Linked DNA regions of Homo sapiens: region 1 is linked to region 2. Evidence: read pairs that join two places in POLR2A ChIA-PET (ENCODE). Cell type or tissue: K562. All regions are shown on one strand.

Evidence for each region. Peaks named below come from ENCODE experiments on the same cell type or tissue, not always from the same donor. Only the 100,000 strongest peaks of a DNase experiment are listed, where the experiment ranks them.
Region 1: POLR2A ChIA-PET joins it to region 2 with 6 read pairs; 5 of 35 experiments call an interaction of 5 or more read pairs at or near these places.

Annotation. Positions count from the first base shown.
Region 1 is chr1:28,062,817-28,070,816 of GRCh38, forward strand. All of the region lies in intron 1 of EYA3 (EYA transcriptional coactivator and phosphatase 3), which reads right to left. Among named protein-coding and RNA genes, the nearest start is that of EYA3, 22 kb to the right of the region's middle. In K562, no CTCF peak of the experiment used is centred here; a DNase peak (open chromatin) is centred at 3,285.
Region 2 is chr1:28,262,654-28,270,653 of GRCh38, forward strand. SESN2 (sestrin 2) reads left to right here. Exons shown (of 10, transcript NM_031459.5): 2 at 6,530-6,595. Among named protein-coding and RNA genes, the nearest start is that of SESN2, 7.1 kb to the left of the region's middle. In K562, no CTCF peak of the experiment used is centred here; a DNase peak (open chromatin) is centred at 4,498; H3K4me3 peaks cover 842 bases.

The DNA.
Region 1 (8,000 bases), 200 kb before region 2:
ATGGTCAAACTCTGTCTCTCTTAAAAATACAAAAAATTAATCTGGCGTGGTGGCACGCGCCTGTAATTCCTGCTACTCAGGAGGCTGAGGGAGGAAAACTGCTTAAACTCAGAAGGCGGAGGTTGCAGTGAGCCGAGATTGCACCACTGCACTCCAGGCTGGGCGACAGGAAACTGACTAACGCTCCATCTCAAAAAAAAAAAAAAAAAGCACAGAATAAAGGTCAAATTGTTTTCCATGAAAACAAGGCATATATCACTCTTAATTACAACTTCAAAAGAAGTGTCTAAGTAAGGCAAAGTCTGATTTATAGGTCCTAGAAAGAGAATTTGCATGCAGCTAAGTATGTACAGAGATATTCAGGAGTTAACTGGATATCTATGACACAGTCCCACATAGAAAAAAGGTAGTCCATAGATTTGCTCACTGACTACATTGTATTTTAAGTTTATTTACTACACTTTCCAAAGTGCCTTATATATATATATATTTTTTTTTATTTTTAATTTTTTTTGGGGGGGGAAATAACTAAAACCTTTTTTTTTTTTTTTTTTTTTGGAGACAGCATCTTGCTCTGTCACCCAGGCTGGAGCACAGCGGCGTAATCTCGGCTCACCGCAACTTCCACCTCCCCAGTTTAAGCAATTCTCATGCCTCAGCCTCCCAGGTAGCTGGGATTACAGGTGTGCGCCACCACACCTGGTTAATTTTTGTAGCGATGGGGTTTTGCCATGTTGGCCAGGATGGTCCCAGACTCCTGGCCTCAAGTGATCCACCAGCCTCGGCCTCTCAAAGTGCTGGGATTACAGGTGTGAGCCACCACATCCGGCCTAAAACCTTTATTAGATATGATTTTCCAATAATAATAATGTGCAAATTTGAATTATGAATTCAAAGAGCAGTGAAGTCTGAAATTTTAAAAGGTAGAATAGGTATTAGGGAACAAAAGGTAAAGGAAGATGAGAACGTTTAATACTATTCATTATCTCCTCTGTACACAATGTTGCATATACACAACTATTTCATTTTTATCTTATTGATTTAACAATAGTGAAATCACCTTAAGCAACCTACGGTATATAGTTGGTGTCCAACTTTGGGGGGGAAGGTAGAAACATACATGATTAACATTTTTCACCCACACATTTTAGACAATTTTTTTTTTTTGGCCAAGATTTTAGCAGCAAATTCATAAATATAAGAAGTACTTTCACTCATTCAATGTTAAAACAGAAAGCCAAATAGTGTCAACAGTAGTGGCTTAATTATTGGTATACAAGAAAAACAAAACACCAATAGGTTTTCTTAATTATGCACTTTAAATATTAATATGTGCATTTATTTTTAGTTATACATTTTTCACGTTTTAGACAATAGCCTTTAATAGTTTCAAATCCATTGAGACGTTGCTTTCAATTTCAAATAATGTGTGCATACACGTATATAAAAAACAACCCAGTGTATGACTCATGTGACAGATGTTTAAGATTAACAAATGCTTATTTTTCAACATGCAGTTAGGTAGAGAGGGAAGCAAGCCATCCTCTCTCTCTCTCTCTCTCTATATATATATATATAAATATATAGAGCCTGCGAGACAGCGAGACTCTGCCTCAAAAAAAAAAAAAGAAGTGAACAAAGGTTTACTCCAATACCTACAAATTTCTTAATGAAAATTAGACAAAATTAATAATGAATATTTTGGGAGAAAGGAGAACAACAGAGGCCATTTAAGGAAAACCTGTCTACACCATTCTTTAAAACCAATAATAGTGGGAAAGATAAGAGAACTATCATTTACTGAGCATATATAATACACAAAGTTTTTAGTTTTTATTTTTTTTATTTTTTTAAGACATGAGGGTCTTATTATGTTGCCCAAGCTGGTCTCAAACTCCTGGGCTCAAGCAATCCTCCCACCTCAGCCTCCCAAGCAGCTGGGACTACAGGCATGTGCCACTGCATCCAGCTCCAAGTAATTTTTATATTCACTATCTCATCAAATTTTGTCTCCACAACTAAGACGCAGGTGGTATTATCATCCTCATGCTACAAACAAGGAAACTGGGATTCAGAGATTTAAACAATTTGTCCAAGAGTAACAGCAATAATGTTGCAGGTTGAAGTGAAAATACCTTAAATAAAGAGACTAGATAATAGTGATGATGACTGCAGATCATTGTAAATGTACTTAATTCCACTGAATTGTATACAGTAGTCTCCCCTTCCAAGGGGGGGATACACTGCAAGACCCCCAGTTGACCCCTGAACCCACAGATGGTACCCATATAGACTGTCTTTTTTCCTATACATATATACCTATGATAAATTTTAACTCAGCAGTTTTCACACACTGTGTGGCCAAAACCTGGAGTTTGAGGTGTGACAGAAAAACTAGCATGAATTTCTTTTCCTTCTTCAAAAGTTCATGGACAGAAGATTAGTTCTTACCATAGATTTTTTTTCTTTCTTTTTGAGATGGAGTCTCTCCCTGTCACCAGGCTGGAGTGCAGTGGTGAGATCTCAGCTCACTGCAACCTCCGCCTCCTGGGTTCAAGCGATTCCCCTGCCTCAGCCTCCTGAGTAGCTGGGACTACAGATGCGTGCCACCACGCCCAGCTAATTTTTGTATTTTTAGTAGAGACGGGGTTTCAGCATGTTGACCAGGATAGTCTGGATCATGATCCGCCCGCCTCGGCCTCCCAAAGTGCTGGGATTACAGGTGTGAGCCACAACACCCAGCCCTACCGTAGATCTTAACAATCTCAGCATATGATTTTTTTTCTTTCCTTATTTAGTGGAGAACTTTTACCTTTTCACTTAATGCACTTCTCTTTGGTGTATCTGTATTGCCAGCAACACTACTCTTGCTCTTCAGGGCCATTAAGTAAAATAAGAGTTACTCAGGCTGGGTGCAGTGGCTCATGCCTGTAATCCCAGCACTCTGGGAGGCCGAGGCGGGCGGATCATGAGGTCAGGAGTTCAAGGCCAGCCTGGCGAACATGGTGAAACCCCATCTCTACTAAAAATACAAAAATTAGCTGGGCATGGTGGCGCATGCCTGTAATCCCAGATACTCAAGAGGCTGAGGCAGGAGAACTGCTTGAACCAGGACCCGGGAGGCGGAGGTTGCAGTGAGCTGAGATCACGCCATTGCACTCCAGCCTGGGCAAGAGTGAAACTCTGTCTCAAAAAAAAAAAACAAAAAAGAGTTACTCGAACACACAAGTACTGCAGATACCTCAACAAATGATCTGATAACCAAGACGGCTCCTAAGTGAGTAACAGGCGGGAAGTGTCTACAACATGAATATGTTGGATAAAGGGATGATTCATGACCCAGGCAGGAAAGAGCAAAATGGAGAGAGACTTCATCACACTACTCAGATCAGTGCACAATTTTAAACTGATGAATTATTTGCCTGTGAAATTTTCCATTTAATATTTTCAGACCAAGGTTGATAGAAGGTAACTAAAACCGCCAAAAGCAAAACTACAGATGGTGGGGGTACTACCTTACTTAAAAATGGTTAAAACAGTTAATTTTATCTTACGTATATTTTACAATAAAAAATACAAAAAAAACCCTAAGAGATTAGAAATGCCAAAAAAAGATCAAATCTATAAAGTATTTAAAATATGAAATAAATGGAGAAAAAATCAGTATTTAGAAAACATTGTCAGAAAAACTGAATACCAACATGCAAAAAATATCCACATCAACATATGCTGTAAGTAATTATAAATATATTAAAAAACTAAACATTCAAAAAACTTTGGAGAAAACAGAACAGTAAGCTTATCTCACTATGGAAAAGAGATGAATTTATGGTCAATTCAAAGAAAGCATAAACAAGAATTTGACAAATCCAATTATGTAAAATAAACTTTCATGCAATGAAAAAAACAAATCTAAGATTAAAATATTATAAATTCAGGCAATATCTGCAAGAATTATGATAAATAAAACAATGTTTATAATATAAACCAAACCAATTCAACATTTCCCGATCATCTATTATTAGGGAGCAAACAATGACTAACTCATAAACCTGTCAAAGGATAAAAACAGGCAGTTTAAACCACAGAGATTCAATCGGCACTTGAGAAAAAAGACTGTCTCACTACTAATTGGAGAAATATAAATTGCAATATTCTTAAGATACGACTTCATACATATTAAGCTACCAAAAAAAATCTAAACAATAAAACCAAGTGTTATCTGGGTTATGAGAAGATAAAGACATATTCAGTCAGGCACAGCTGTAAAATCATATGTGTCTTCAGACTGTTCCTGGATAAAGTATAAAAGAGGTCATAAGATTGGCCACAGCCTAATCTGAATAATTTTTCTTAGGTGCTCACCCAAGAATTACATACAGGGGGGAAAGAAGCAAACTCTACTTTTAAAAATAGTATAAGTTTGTTGTCTACAGAAACGAAAAATGAGAAACAAACAACATGTGAACAATAAGTTTAACTACACTGTAACTGTAAACTATTTCAATACAAGCTTATTTAAAAGGTGAATACATGTTTTTATGTTAGTTTAATAATAGCTTACATATAATTTGATAAGAATCAAAAGCAGATACAAAGCTTACATTTAAAAGTATAGTAAAATGTTTAAATACATATTTTTAAATGCTTATATAAAAAATGTTCAAGACATTAAGCTAAAATTAGACACAAATTCTTCATTCTTGCCCCCAACTTTTTCCATTAGAAAAAAAATTTCAGTTTTGAGGGAAAAGCATTTCAAATCACAGTGATCTTGCCTTACCTAAAAAATCTTACCCTGTTTGTGACAACAGTATAGGCAGAAAGATTCATTTGATTTTCTGGCTGTGTCATCTCTTTCCTAAGAAGTTATTTAGACACTGTACACAAACTCAGGGTTGGTTCATTTTACAGCTCTAAGCAAAAGCAACGAACTTCCAATAGTTAAAGAATTTGCTATTGGAAGAGACTTCACATTTGGTTTCACTCTATTGGACAGACACGATTCTCTCTTGGAAATGCAAGAAAATATATAACAAAAGATGCTACAAAGGATAGAGTATCACAGATCATTAAATGTAATCCTTATTTTAAAGTTGAGGAAATTAAACAAAAGAGAAGGCACTGCCTCATGAACCTGTAAGCAGCAGAAACAGTGGTGGAATCCAAAACTCTGAACTCCCTTGTCTGAAGTTTTTTGTCCTCTTTATGTGGAATTGAGCATAAAACCCTCCCTTTTAAAATTACATTCCTTTATGCCTGTAATCCCAGCACTTTGGGAGGCTGAGGCAGGTGGATCACCTGAGGTCAGGAGTTCGAGACCAGCCTGGCCTACATGGTGAAACTCCGTCTCTACTAAAAATAAAAAAAATTAGCGTGGTGGTAGGCACCTGTAATCCCAGCTACTTGGGAGGCTGAGGCAGGAGAATCGCTTGAACCCGGGAGGTGGAGATTGCAGTGAGCCAAGATCGCACCACCGCACTCCAGCCTGGGCAACAAGAGTTAAGACTCCCATCTCAAAAAAAAAAAAAAAATTACATTCCTAATATTATTACCTTAGGCTACTTATTCCTTTTCTTTCATTACATCTCTATCCTATGTTACATTACTTTGATCTTATGATATAACATCATGTTCTTAACGTTTTTAAATATTTTAAATTTAAACTCAAAATTTCTTTTTCAATGTATGGATTGGCACTTTAAGGACCTCCTAAAAATCCAAAAATAACATTCCTTTTTTTTTTTTCTTTAGAGGAATAAAGAGCTTAGTTGAACAAAGAGCTACTTCTGAATCTGGCAGCCCTCAGAATCAGAAAAGATTCAGACTCAGAGAGCTCCCTGACATTCTTTTTATGCTACGTATTAACTCCCTGTACAGGCTAGCAAAAAAACCCACAAAAACAAATTGATTTCTCTTTATAACCGTAAGTCCTTAATTTAAAATGTACAGACTTTGATTTACTGGGTTTTTTTGTTTGTTTGTTTTTTGATTTTTTGAGACAGGGTGGAGTACAGTGTCACAATCTCACCTAGCCTGGAGTACAGTGGCACAATCCTGGGTCACTGCAACCTCCGCCTCCTGGGTTCAAGCGATTCTCATGCCTCAGCCTCTGAAGTAGCTGGGACTACAGGTGTCCACCACCATGCCTGGCTAATTTTTGTATTTTTAGTAGAAACAGGGTTTCACCATGTTGGCCAGGCTGGTCTCGAACTCCTGGTCTCAAGTGATCCGCCCGCCTTGGCCTCCCAAAGTGGGATTACAGGCTTAAGCCACAGTGCCCAGCCTGACTTACTGTTAATTAAACAGGTAATTTTATTTATTTATTTATTTATTTTTGAAACAGAGCAGTGACACAATCTCAGCTCACTGCAACCTCCACCTCCTGGGTTCAAGCAATTCTCCTGCCTCAGCCTCCCAAGTAGCTGGGACTACAGGCACATGCCACCACACTCGGCTAATTTTTCGTATTTTAGTAGAGACAGTCTCACCATGTTGCCCAGGCTGGCCTCAAACTCCTGAGCTCAAGTGATCTACCCACCTCGGCCTCCCAAACTGCTGGGATTACAGTCATGAGCCACCATGGCCGGCCAAAACAAGTAATTTTAACTGGGGCTGGGGTCAAAGTGGGAAGGGGCGGCTGAGGTAGGAGGATCCCTTGAGCCCAGGAGTAATCTGGTAATCTGGTATGTTGACCAGCCTGGACAACACAGCAAGAGACCCAATCTATTTAAAAAAAAAAAAAAAAGAGAGAGAAGAAGAAGAAAAAAAAAGAGGGTGGGAGGGAAAGGAGAAAGGGAGGGAAGAGGAGAAGGAAGGAAGGGAAAGAGGGGGTAGAAGAGGAAGAGAGGAGGGGGGAAATCCCCTTTCCCAAACACATATACACACAGTTATCATGAAATAGATTTCTAGCCAAAGATGGGTCCATAGCCTAATACCCAGATCCTGTGAATGTTCACTTATTTGGAAAAACAGTCTTTGCATATGTTATTAAGGATTTTGAGATGAGATTATACATAGGCCCTAAACGCCATCACAAATATCCTTATAAGAGAAAAGCAGACATTTAACACACATACAGAGAAGACGGCAATGTGAAAATGGAAGAAGAGACTGGAGGGTTACGGTCAAGGAATGTCAGCAGCCACCAGAAGCTGGGAGAGGCAAGGGATGATTGCCCCTAAAGCCTCTGGAGCAAGTTCAGTCCTGCCAACACCCTGATTTCAGACTTCTGGCCTCCAGAAGTGAAAGAATAAATTTCTGTTGTTTTAAGCCTCAAAGTCTGTTTGGGGTAATTTGTTATGGCAGCCACAAGAAACTAATACAAATAGCAAAGTTTATGTTTTTTGTTTGCTTGGTTTTGCTATTACCTCTCTGTTTGGGCTTGTTGACCATCTCCTGACCACTGAATGAAACAGACAAACTGAAAACGAAAGTGGGAAATGAAGAAATCTAAGTAAGGGGCCGGGTGCGGTGGCTCACACCTGTAATCCCAGCACTTCGGGAGGCCAAAGCAGGTGATCACCTGAGGTCAGGAAATCGAGACCAGCCTGGCCAACATGGTGAAACCCCCCGTCTCTACTAAAAATACAAAAATTAGCCAGGCGTGGTGGTGGGCACCTGTAATTCCAGCTACTCCGGAGGCTGAGGCAGAAGAATCACTTGAACCCAGGAGGCAGAGGTTGCAGCAAGCCGAGATCATGCCACTGCACTCTAGCCTGGGCTACAGAGTGAGACTCCGTCTCAAAAAAAAGAGAAAGAAATGTAAATAAGATAAGAGAACACAACTGTACATACAGCTGAAAAAAAAATGCTTCCAGACATTAAAAATAATAAACATAAAACACTTAAAAACTTTCCAAATAATTGTCAAGTTTGCCTCTCTAATGAAAGTGTTACATAATTCCAAAGTTAGCATTCTCCTGCTGTCACTCTGGGATAAACTTTAAATTTATATAGTGGAAGAAATACCCAGGTAACAATAACACTGACAGTCCCAG
Region 2 (8,000 bases):
CGCGGTGGCTCGCACCTGTAATCCAAGCACTTTGGGAGGCCGAGGTAGGTGGATCACAAGGTCAGGAGATTGAGACCATTCTGGCTAATACGGTGAAACCCCGTCTCTACTAAAAATACAAAAAATTAACCCTGCGTGGTGGCACACGCCTGTACTCCCAGCTACTCCGGAGGCTGAGGTAGGAGAATTGCTTGAACCTGGGAGGCAGAGGTTGCAGTGAGCCGAGATCGCTTCACTGTACTCCAGCCTGGGTGACAGAGTGAGACTCCGTCTCAAAAAAAACAAAACAAAACAAACTTTCTCAGACATCATTTCTTCTTCAGGGAAGCCCTTCCTCCCCCACTAGATAAGTCCCCTTGCACACCCTCCTCCATTCCCTCCATTGTAGGAGCTTTGGTCCCAATTATGTGAAATAGTCCCTTGCTGGAGATACCCTGCAAGTCTCATCCCCAGCACTGCTCTTTGCACCTAATAAGTGTTCGTGACTAGTTGCCCCTTGCTGGCTTAGCTGACCCTTGTGAACTATTCCAGCCGTGGAGTCAGATCTGAATTGTGCCCATTTGGAAGAGGACCTTTCTGAGCCTCTCTGACCTGTTTCCGAAGAAGGGATTATAAGAACTGTTTCCCTCTGGGTGGTTGGGAGGAATTGGCACAATCAGATGTGTAAAGCACTTAGCGTGGTTCCCAGCTCATGATGGGCAGACAAGTGTATGGCACCACTCACTCACACCCCCTCCACCCTGCCCACTCCAAGGCTGGAGGTCCTGGGCTGCTTGGGCTGTATTTCCGTATCGTCTTCTCAGGCATAAACCCAGGAAAATATCTGAATTCAGCTGGGGGTGAGGGAAGGAGAAATAGTGTCTGTTCCTTCCCAGCTGGCAGAGTGGGTAACCAGGTGTCTGTAGCTGAGACCAGGGACTTACAGGCTCTATAAAGGATAATATAGGGTAACCGAGAATAAAGTCTGGGGCTTCTCCAAGAAGCCGATATGGGTAGTAGACAGAACCCTTGGAAGCCAGACTGAGCTGGGTTCAACTCTCCAAGGCTGGGGCTGCTTCCCAAAGCTGTTATTATGAAGTGGAATGGACCTTAGAAGCCAGGCAGCCGTGGGTTCAGATCTCAGATTGGCTACTTGTCAGCTGGTGCCTAACCTTTGAACCCTTAGTCTTGTGTGCAAAATAGAGACTCTGCCGCCGCCCCAAAACAGATGAAAATTAGATGGAACCTGTGTGCAAGTACCTGAGCTAATTTAAAAGTTAACATATAGTAAGTGCTTAAATTAGGATCCATGCCAGGCATGGTGGCTCATGCCTGTAATCCCAGCACTTTGGGAGGCTGAAGTGGGAAGATCGCTTGAGCCCAGGAGTTTGAGACCAGCCTTGGCAACACAGTGAGACCTCATCTCTATTTAAAAAAAAAAAAAAAAAAGGCCAGGCACGGTGGCTCAAACGCCCATAATCCCAGCATATTGGGAGGCCAAGGTGAGCAGGTTATGTCTCTACTAAAAATACAAAAATTAGCCGGGCTTGGTGGCGCATGCCTATACTCCCAGCTACTTAGGAGGCTGAGGCAGGAGAATTGCCTGAACTCAGGAGGCGGAGGTTGCAGTGAGCCAAGATCACGCAACTGCACTCCAGCCTGGGTGACAGAGCGAGACTCCATCTCAAAGAAAAAAAGAAAAAAAAAGAAAAAATTAGGAGCCAGGCACAGGTCTGGGGCCATTATCCTCTTTTTACAGTTTGTGTGAAGACCTTCATGTTGAATGACCACCTAAAGGGTTAACTTTAGTGTTCCTGTTGCCCCATGTGATCTGTTTAGTTGAAATTATAAAAATACCCAACACTGGTTCTCCCTCTGTCCCACACTAGCTGTTATTTTGGACAGGTGACCTGACCCCTCTGTGTTGCACTTTTCTTGTTCTGTTACGTGGAACTGGAATCATGCCTTTATCAGGTCTACTGAACCTGTACCATCCAATATGGTAACCCCTCACTACATGTGGCTATTTAAATTTAGATAAATTAAAATTAAATAAAATGAAAATTTTTTGTTGCATTTGTCACATTTCAAATGCTCAGCCACAGTGACTAGAGACTCACATTTCTTGGACAGTACAGATATAAAACATTCCATCATCGCAGAAAATTCTGTTGGACTGTGCTATGCTAGGCACTGGGGTAACAACAAAGAACTAGATTCAGTGTGTGCCCCCAAGTGTGACAGGTGCTGTGACTGGAGCTTCTCATTCTTGGTGAGTCCCAGATGCAGCAGCCTGGAGACTATTGAGACCTTGAGAAGTTTAGAGAATGGGGAATCATTTCTGCACTTGCAGAAACCTGGGTTGTATCCCAGCCCTGCTACTGCCTTCCTGCCTGAGTAGCCAGAAGTGAGTTGACCTCTCTGAGCCTTGTTCCTCATCTGTAAAATGGAAGCCCTAGTAGTAGCTTCTGCCCTAAAGTCCAGGTAGTGCATGTGAAATTAATGCTTAGCCAGTGGTAACCAGCCTTGTTATGCACCATTGTTATTACTGACTCCCCAGTCCAGGGAATTGGGCAGGGAGGGCTGACTTGGAGGGGTCATTTCTTGGCAGTGGTATGCTGCCCTGCCTGCTTCCTCTGTCAGGATCGGGGAAGCATTCAGGGTATTGGAGCCATGGATTCAAATCTACTTGGTTTTGCCTTCAGGGCTTTATACTCGCGTTCCCTCTGGCTGGAATGCTGGTCCCCCTAGTTTTTGGGGTGTGTGTTTGTTTGTTTTGAGACGGAGTTTCACTCTTGTTGCCCAGGCTGGAGTGCAATGGTGCGATCTCAGCTCACCACAACCTCCACCTCCTGGGTTCAAGCAATTCTCCTGCCTCAGCCCCCCGAGTAGCTGGGACTACAGGCATGCACCACCATGCCTGGCTAATTTTTTGTATTTTTAGTAGAGACGGGGTTTCTCCATGTTGGTCAGGCTGGTCTCGAACTCCCAACCTCTGGTGATCCGCCTGCCTCGGCCTCTCAAAGTGCTGGGATTTCAGGCGTGAGCCACTGCGCCCGGCCTGTTTGTTTTTTAAGAGAGGGTGTCCTGCTGTGTTGTCCAGACTGTTCTCAAATTCCTAGCCTCAGGTGATCCTCCACCACCAAGCCTTCCAAAGTACCGGGGTTACAGGTGTGAACCACCCCACTTAGGCCCCCTAGATCTTTACAGGCCTTGCTGTCTTCTCATCATTTAGATAACAGCTCAAAGACCACCTCCTCAATGGCTTCTCCTGTCTACTTACACTAAAATATTGCACACTCTCCCTCCCCATCATACAGTTACTGTTTATTTCACTCACTTTATAGAATCTGTGCTTTGAAATCCTGTTTATCAGATTCTGAATTATATGAAGGCCAAGGGCTTTGTCTTTTCACTGCTGTATTCTTGCTGCTTGCAATATAGCCATCAAAAATATTTGTTGAGTGAACAAATTAATTCTGTTTCCACCTAGAAAGCACTTAGCATAGTGCCTTATACTTGAGAAAGTGATCAATAAATGGTGTAAACAATGGTCCTCACCCTGGCTGTTATGCTGGGGCCCCACCCCAGATAACTAAATTAGAATTGCGGGAGGTGGGACCTTGGCATTGTTATTTTTGTAAAGCTTCTCAAAGGATTCTAATGTACCGCTTGGGTTGAGAAGCCCTTGTTTGATACAGCAAGGAGGTTAATGATACCTGACTTTTTATTAAGTGCTTATTGTTATGGAGGTATTGAGGTAAGCTACACAGTGTTATCTCATGAAATCCTCATCACTGGCCAGTGGAAGTAGTTACTGCTATCCCCATTATTTGGTAAAGAAACTGAGGCTCATAAAGCTAAGGGATAGCAGGTGGTGGAGCTGTCATTTGAGCTCATGCAATTTGTGTCAAGAGCCCCATCTTTTTTTTTTTTTTTTTTTTTGAGACAGGGTCTTGCCCTGTTGCTCAGGCTGGAATGCCGTGGTGCGATCATAGCTTGCTGTAACCTCAAACTCCTGGGCTCAGGCAGTCCTCCTGCCTCAGCCTCCTGAGTAGCTGGGACTACAGGTTGTGTGCTACCATGCCCAGCTAATTTACTGTTTGTGGAGACAGGGGTCTCACTGTGTTGCCCAGGCTGGTCTCGAATTCCTGGCCTCAAGCGATCCTCTTGCCTCAGTGTCCCAACGTGCTGGGATGAGCTGCTGCGCCAGCCAAGGGCCCCTATCTTTTAACTGCATTGTATATTGTTGTTGTTGTTGTTATTGCTGAAAGTGTTGATGGATCCAGACCGATGACTTAGAGCTCCTTCTTTTGACAATTCCTGGGTCAGATTTTGGAGTGAGTTGGGATTCCCAAGGCTATTCCTATCCTTCCCTAGCACCCCTGATGGGCCGTCTCTGCCTCCCCCAGTTTTGCTCCACCCTACCCTGCTGTGGCTTGCTATTCTGTCCTCAGGTCCCCTGAGGTGGAGGCCCAGTTTGTGGAGTCAGCAATCCTTATCTCCTATACAGAGCTGTTGGGCTTTTTCTTTGGTGAGGGGGAGGGAAGCTCCAAAGGGGAGTGCTCAGGGATTGTGTTGGTTACTACGCTGAACTTGGACCAGCCTGGCCCGGAAGTTCCCAGAAGTGTGGGCTGAAGGGGGCCTGCACGGTCAGCTCAACTCCCTTTTTGAAGGTAGCTGGGCTACTTTACCTACCAGTTTAGTAGGTAAAGAGAGTTTAGGCCTTTAACTTTCCCAGAGCCACATAGCAAGTTAGTTGCAGAATTGGTACCTATTCCAGAGACTTTGTAGTCTTCTGGAGTCCCAGAGCTCTGCCTCCTCAGTGGGCTTTTGGCCATCTGAGAAGGAAGGTTCAATTATAGTTTTTGGTTCCCGGATACCTGAGGGCTGGTACTAAGTCTGGATCTTAATGGGAAGGGGAGAACTGGGCGCCTCCTATCCCTGTCCAGTGAGAGCATGGCTCTGATTTGGGTAAACTGTAAACAAGACCAGTGCTGAGAGCCACCTCCACTCTCAGATTAACAAAATAAATTAATAAGTAGAGCATCCTTCCTGAACCCCATCTCTAGGACTAGGAGAAGCAGATGTAGTGAGTACCTGATATTAGTGGTTTCTAAAGAGGCTGCAGCATATAACAGGTCAAAACAGTTGCTCCCATCAGCCTTGTACACCCTGCTCAGATTCCCTCCGTGCCTTTCTGCTTTCTCTGTCTTCATTCACAGACTAGTATGAATGACCTGGCGCTGCTCTCCACTAAATGTGATCTGGTGTCAGGGAAACAAAACAGACAATTTGATGACAGTGTTTTTAGAAGCAAAAGCCCTGGGAATTTTGGGGTCATAGGTGAGGGCCAGAAAAAGGTTCCTAGACTATTGTGGTTTAGCTTTGCAAAAGGAGTGACCACTGGGACTGGGCCAGTTGTATCTGGAAGCCCATGGGAGGGGGAGGTAGGGTTTTAAGCCAGTTGATCGGATTTATATTCAGAAAGTTAATGTGGCTACTGGGTAGAGGATGGATAGGAGAGGCCAGGGCTAAGGAGGCCGGGGGACAACTGGCGAGGTTGTGAGTAGTGGTCCAGACAAGAGGGGGTGGTAGTTAATGAGGTGGTGGTGGTGGGAGGACAGATAAGCAGCCAGGCATGGTGACTCCCATCTGTAATCCCAGTGCTTTGGGAGGCCAAGGCAGGAGGATCCATTGAGCCCAGCAGTTTGAGGCTATAGTGAGCTATGACTGCACCACTAAAGAAGAGGCCAGGCGTGGTGGCTCATTCCAGTAATCCCAGCACTTTGGGAGGCTGAGGTGGGCGGATCACCTGAGGTTGGGGATTCGAGACCAGCCTGGCCAACATGGAGAAACCCAGTTTCTACTAAAAATATAAAATTAGGTGAGCGTGGTTGTGCATGCCTGTAATCCCAGCTACTCGGGAGGCTGAGGCAGGAGAATCGCTTGAACCCAGGAGGCAGAGGTTGCAATGAGCTGAGATCGCACCATTGCACTCCAGCCTGGGCAACAAGAGCGATACTCCGTCTCAAAAAAAAAAAGAAGCAAAAGAAGGAAGGAGAAGGAAGGAAGGAAGGAAGAAGGAGGAGGAGGAGGAAGAAAGGAAGGAAGGAAGGAACGAACGAACATGTGAGAGAAATTGAAGCTGCTTCTGAAGCATCTGGGGTACTTGGTTACCTGGCTTCAGGGTGCAAACTGTGGTGTGTTCTTGTATAAGTTCTCTGGGACCACTAAGAAGGTGGCCTCCTGGAGATGTGCAGCATGATGGCTATATAGTTCCTTTTCCAGGACCCTCCCATCCCGCAATGCTGGGATTCTTGGGTCCCAACCCAGTTCCTGAAGAACTCAGCCTGGAGTGAGCCCTCTTTCTTGATTACCCTTCCAAACATGTGTATATCTCCCATCTGGCTCCACCATCCAAAGTATGCTAGAAAGGTGGGTTTAACACTTCAGTGTAGCCCCTTGGATAGGAGGAAGAGGCTGGATAGGTAATAATCCTCTTTATTCTCCCTTCTACTACGGACTAACCTCATATGTTTCCTCCCAGGAGCAGAGGGAGAGCCGGGCTCGGCGAGGCCCTCGAGGGCCCAGCGCCTTCATCCCCGTGGAGGAGGTAAGCTTGGAAGGGGTTAGGGATCTTTGGTCCCTGGGAAGAAAGGACATGGCATATTGGTAGGCAGGCATCTTTTCCTGTTCTTTAAATTGCAGCTTTTAAGCTATTCCTTTCTGATTTCTGATTCATTTAATTCACAAAACGGCTTTGTGAAGCAGGCACTGTCAACTCCATTTTACTGGGAAGAAACAGGCTCAAAGAAATCAAGTGCTAATAGCCAGGTAGTGGCCAAACTTTTTTTTTTTTTCATGCTCAAACTTTTGATTCCTAGATCAGTGCCTGCTTTCCCTTAAGAAGATAGAACTATCTATCTCATCCATGACCATACATATATTACACGCTCTTTTCTGTTTTAAAAGTAATATATGTTTATTATTTTAAAAATTTCCATTGTTTCAGAAAGCTCTGATCTCCTGTATCCTCCTGCACCCTGCAGAGATCATCACTGTTAACCATTTGCCACTGTTTACTGTGCTTTTTTCAAGCCAATACTTACTTTCAGTACAGAACCAAGGTCATAGTTTACAACGTGTTTTTTTGTTTTGTTTTTCACTTAATACAAGAAAGACATCTTTCATCTACTGAGTCAGTTCATTCATTCATTTACTTAACATATCTATTAAATGATTAATCTATGTCAGGCACTGTTCTGGTTGCTTGGGATATAGTAGTGAACAAGACAGACAAAAATATTTGCCATTATGGAGCTTACATTCTAGTGTGTTGGGATAGTGGAGTTACCTTCAAAACATGCAGAAAAATGTAAAACTAGTTTCCTCATTTTATTTGGCCATCAGTGAACAAGGACAAATTTTTTGTTTTGCCGGCCGCAGTGGCTCACGCCTGTAATCCCAACACTTTGGGAGGCCGAGGCGGGCGGATCACGAGGTCAGGAGATCGAGACCATCCTGGCTAACACGGTGAAGCACCGTCTCTACTAAAAATACAAAAAATTAGCCAGGCGTGGTGGCGGGCGCCTGTAATCCCAGCTACTCTGGAGGCTGAGGCAGGAGAATGGCATGAACCCGGGAGGCGGAGCTTGCAGTGAGCCGAGATCGCGCCACTGCACTCCAGCTTGCGTGACAGAGTGAGACTCCGTCTCAAAAAAAAAAAAAAAAATTTGTTTCCTCTCTTTGCTTTTCCTAAATGTGTAGGGCGAGTGGTTAAGGAGCTAACAAACATTTACCCTCCTTCTAAACCCCTTGTTCCTCTACTCCTTTGTAAATATAAGGCGAACAACCACTTGCCGATTATTTATGTCTGTGACCCAGAATTCTAAGCTCAAGTATTGCTCTTGTCTTTTATTTTTTCATTTATAAGTGACCACCTTTTTTTTTTTTGAAACGAAGTTTTGTTCTTGTTGCCCAGGCTGGAGTGCAATGGCACGATCTTGGCTCACCGCAAC